2 separate regions of the Homo sapiens genome follow, and region 2 is linked to region 1. Evidence: read pairs that join two places in POLR2A ChIA-PET (ENCODE). Cell type or tissue: OCI-LY7. All regions are shown on one strand.

Region 1 (2,500 bases):
TGTTCTCGATCTTTGGGAGAATAAGTCTTTGGTCATTAAATAGTTGTGAGGTTTCCATAGATCAGGTTGAGCAAGTTCCCTCCTGTTCCCAGTTAGTAAGAGTGTTTTGATCATGAAAAGGGGTATTGAATTTTATCAAATGCTCTTTCTGTGTCTGTTGAGATGATTATGTGTTTTTTGTCCTGTATTCTGTTAGGACATTATTACATTAATGGATTTTCAGATGTTAATGGAAATTTGCATTCTTGGGATAAATCAGATTTGATCATGGTGAATGATCCTTTTTATATATTGCTGGATTTTATTTGCTAGCGTTTTGTTGAAGATTTTTACATCTATATTCATAAGATATTAGTGTGTACTTTTTTTTTTTTTTCTTCTAATGTCGTCTTTGGTTTTGGTATCAGGCTAATCCCGGCCTTACAGAATGTGTGGGGAAGTGTTTCTTGCTCTTCTTTGATTTTTCTTTGAAAGAATTTGTGAGGAATTGATATTAATTCTTCTTTAATATTTGGTAGAATACTGACGAAGCCATTTGGGTCTAAGCTTTTCTACATGGGTAGTTTTTAAATTACCAGTTCAATCTCTTTGTTAGTTATAGGTCTATTCAGAGTTTTTGTTTCTCCTTGGTTCAGTTTTGGTAGCTTGTGTCTGTATGGTTGTTCATAGTATTCCCTATAATTCTTTTTACTTCTGTAAGGTAGATAGTAATGTCCCCTATTTCACTCCTAATTTTAGAAATTCTAGTCTTCTCTCCTCTTCTTGGTCAGTCTAACTAAACATTTATCATTGTGGTTGTCATTTGATTGATCTTTTCAAAGAACCAAATTTTGTTATTGTTGAGATGAATGAAAATGATGACATAACATACTGTAACTTATGGGATTATGCTAAAGCAGTGCTTAGCAGGAAACAGCTGTAAGAGTCCGCATTTAAAAAGATGAAAGAACCAATGTTTGGTTTCATTTCTTTCTTTCCACCTCAGGATATTTGTATATTCTCTTTCTCTTCCTCCTTTTCTCACGATTATACAGTTTTACTCTTTGGTGAGAGAATTTAGAAACTACAGTTGTCCGGGGAGGGAAAGCATTAGGAAAAATAGCTGATGCATGTGAGGCCTAATACCTGGGTGATGGGTTGACAGGTGCAGCAAACCACCATGGCACATGTTTACCTATATAATAAACCTGGACATTCTGCACATGCACCCTGAAACTTAAAATTAAAATTAAAATTAAAAAAGAAGAAACTACAGTTCTTCTTGTCTTTCCAGATATTAGAAGGGAGAAGCAAAATTTCTGTCAATGACTTCATCATAAAAGCTTCAGCTTTGGCATGTTTAAAAGTTCCCGAAGCAAATTCTTCTTGGATGGACACAGTTATAAGACAGTAAGTATAACTGGGGAAGATATATATCCATCGGTAGTTTTCTTGTATTATTTAATGTGTGAGTGGAGTTGAGGGGATAAGGAGAAATGGAATACAGAGAGGCAGATGACTTACATAGGTCAAACAACTTGAAAACAACACAAAAATGTTTATGAGTTACTGCTTTTTACTTTTTTTTCTTACTGGCCCCAATTTTCAACCTTGTTTTTGTTTTTGTTTTTGTTGTTGTTGTTGATTTATTTTTTAAAGAGATAGGGTCTTGCTCTGTTGTCCAGGCTGGTCTTGAACTCTTGGGCTCAAGCAATTCTACAGCCTCGGCCTCCCAAAGTTCTGGGATTTCAGGTGTGAGCCACAGTGTCCAGCCTGCGATATTGCTGGATTTAGCTAGTAAAGGCTATAGATTCTTTGTATGAGTTCAGCAAAGGGAGATTAGTGAACAAATATGTGTAATTAAGTTGATAATGACTGTCACAAAGCAGGGTTAAACAGATGATTTTCATTCTCCTGAACTTTACGGGCAAAATTAGAACAGTAATTGTTAATAATACAATGGTATAGAGTAGTATGGTACTCAGTGTGTCTCTTTTATCTCATTCAATTCTCATGACTATCTTATGATTTAAGTGCTTTCACTTCCATTTCTAGATAAAGAAACAGACTCCGTGAGTTAAGTAACTTGCCCTGAGTTAATAAATTAGTGTTAGGACTGTGATTAGAACCAAGATTCTGACTCCTAAGCCTATTCGTTTCTTGCTGTGTAGATGCTTCTATGTTATTCTTATTCTGAAAGGAAAAAAACAAACTTTTTTCCTTTGTACTTTGCTGTCACACAGTCACAGCACCGCTTCTGTGACCAGATGAGTAGAGGCAGGGGTGGGGAGGGTTTCCCCACACACCAACCAAACAATTAATTCTGCAGTGATTTCCTCTAATTCAATTCAATTCAATTCTGGTGCTGTCTACCTGTAGATAGTGTCAGATCCCAAAGATTGAGGGCTCAGTCCTACAAGACTGCCCTCACTTCAGATGCCAGTCAAAAGTGTAGGCCACTCATACTTGTAACTGACTGGCTACAAACTTGTTGCTGTGACCTCTTCCTTGGGTTTGATTA
Region 2 (2,500 bases), 110 kb after region 1:
CCAATACGGTGTGCAGGCTTCCAGAATTTTGTTATGGAATAGGAGTTCTCAGTGTGAGAAATCTGTGAACTTGGATGGGGAAAAAAATACACATGTATTTTCACCAACCTCTGAAATTTAGCATTCCTCCCATGATTAGTTGCAGGAAACAAACCACAGTATTATTAGTAGTACTTGTGACTCTGTCATTAATAGAAATACCTATTTTCTGTTGTGCTACAATTATTGCAGAGATCTTGAGACATGGTTTAAACTCATTACTACTTTGAAATTACAGAAGTTTAGTCCTCACAGTAGATCTTATTATTTAATGTGTTGGTAAAAAGGCACATATATACTGCATTAAAATTTGTTTAAAAATTAAATGGTATGCAGGAGAGTATTCATAAATCTGTGCTCAAAATTTTTCTAGCATAATATGAGGCCTAGCATGTATGGTAGAGTAAGCAGGAATTTAAAACTCAGTTTAAAAAAAATTAATCTGAATTAAGCTAACCCCAAAATAGTTGTTAGTTGGTGTTATACAACTAACTTTGTATAATTTTGGCCTCCCAAAGTGCTTGAGATTACAGGCATGAGTCACTGTACCCAGGCCTTATTTGATAGTTTTATCTAGGTTTAGTTCCTTATGCTCATCTAAGTGCGAACAGTTATTAAATTTATCTTATTTAGATAACATTTTTTTTTTTTGAGATGGAGTCTCACTCTGTCACCCAGGTTGGAGTGCAGTGGCACGATCTCAGCTCACTGCAACATCCACCCCACCCCTCTCACCTGGGTTCAAGCGATTCTCCCATCTTAGCCTGGGACTCCCATCTGGGACCACAGATGCGTGCCACCACACCCAGATAAGTTTTCATATGTTTGGTAGAGACAGGGTTTCACCACGTTGCCCAGGGTGGTCTCAAACTCCTGAGCTCAAATGGTTTGCCTGACTTGGCCTCTCAAAGTTCTGGGATTATAGGTGTCAGCCACCATGCCTGGCCAACACATTTAAATAAAATAAAAACTGATGTACAAATGAATTTAAATAAACATTTAAATATTATAAAATTTAAATATTTATCAAACATTTAAATATTATAAATATTAAATTTTATAAGCTATTTATAATATTTAAATTTACAATTTAGAATTATCACCTAGTTTTTTAAAGGAGGGGATAAGGAAGACTCTTAGAGAAAAATAATATAGCAAAGGATGAAAAGATCACTAAGATAAGTCTAAACATTTTTCACCAAAACCCAAACCAACATTAATATTAAAAATCAGAACAATAATGACTAGGCTGTGAGCTCCACGAGGGCATGTTCTTTATTCACCTTTATGGCTTCATTGCTGAACAAGGCCCTATTATCAGCATCAGAAGGTGTTTGTTAATGACTGCATTAACTGAGAAGGCAGACATTTGTTAACCTGAGAGGCACTCTATGTTTTGATTAGTTATCAGTTGGTGAAATAATGATTAGCATGATCTTCTGTACATACTTTAATATTATGTAATACACACATATTTATCAAACTAATTCACCTGAAATGTACCAAGCAGTATGGGCAGGAATTGGATTAAATTACTGGTGTTTACTATTTTGAGTACATAGTTAGTCAATGAGTGAATGGATTTAGAGAAGGACAATATTTGAGCTGATTCACCAGTTAAGGTTTGAGCATTAACTATGCATCAGGAATGTGGCCAGTAGCTGACCAAACCACACATGAATGAGAGTTGGCTCCTACTCTCCAGTGACTCAGAGTCTAGTGGGAGAGAAGAATCTATAAAGAGTTACAAAATAATGTAATGAATGACGTAAGAGCTGAATTTACAAGAGATTCATTCTTTCTGTTTGATGGTGCTGGAGAAGGTTACCACAGAAAGTGATGACTGTGCTACCTTGAAAGAGAAGCAGGCATTTTCAAGGCCAGAGGAAGAGCTTCCACCAAGAAGAAGCAATGTGAACAAAGGCTAGGCAGCGGGGAGACCGAGAAAATATGGGTTGTTTGAGGCCTCAACATTTTTACCATAAATAAGGCAAATGTAGTCACATTTTACAGAAAGAATGCATTTCTAAAGATCTCACATAGTTCAAGGTTACCTTTTCTTTTCTTTTGTTTTTTGGATACAGAGTTTCGCTCTTGTTGCCCAGGCTGGAGTGCAATGGCACGATCTCGGCTCACTGCAACCTCCACTGCCTGGGTTCAAGTGATTCTCTGCCTTAGCCTCCTGAGTAGCTGGGATTACAGTCATGCACCACCACGCCCGGCTAATTTTGTATTTTTAGTAGAGACGGGTTTCTCCATGGCTGGTCTCGAACTCCTGACCTCAGGTGATCTTCCTGCTTCGGCCTCCCAAAGTGCTGGGATAACAGGGGTAAGCCACTGTGCCCGGCCTAATTTTGTATTCTTTTAGTAGTGAGGGGGGCGGGTTTCTCCATGTTGGTCAGGCTGGTCTCAAACTCCTGACCTCAGGTGATCTGCCCGCCTTGGCCTCCCAAAGGCTGGG

What was found. Peaks named below come from ENCODE experiments on the same cell type or tissue, not always from the same donor. Only the 100,000 strongest peaks of a DNase experiment are listed, where the experiment ranks them.
Region 2: POLR2A ChIA-PET joins it to region 1 with 5 read pairs; 2 of 35 experiments call an interaction of 5 or more read pairs at or near these places.

What each region holds. Positions count from the first base shown.
Region 1 is chr11:112,049,961-112,052,460 of GRCh38, forward strand. It overlaps DLAT (dihydrolipoamide S-acetyltransferase), which reads left to right. Exons shown (of 14, transcript NM_001931.5): 11 at 1,274-1,389. Among named protein-coding and RNA genes, the nearest start is that of PIH1D2, 23 kb to the right of the region's middle. In OCI-LY7, no CTCF peak of the experiment used is centred here; a DNase peak (open chromatin) is centred at 971; H3K4me3 peaks cover 1,314 bases; H3K27ac peaks cover 2,500 bases.
Region 2 is chr11:112,155,759-112,158,258 of GRCh38, forward strand. The region is part of intron 1 of IL18 (interleukin 18); the gene reads right to left. Among named protein-coding and RNA genes, the nearest start is that of IL18, 7.1 kb to the right of the region's middle. RefSeq lists a silencer at 1,508-1,802. In OCI-LY7, no CTCF peak of the experiment used is centred here; no DNase peak of the experiment used is centred here.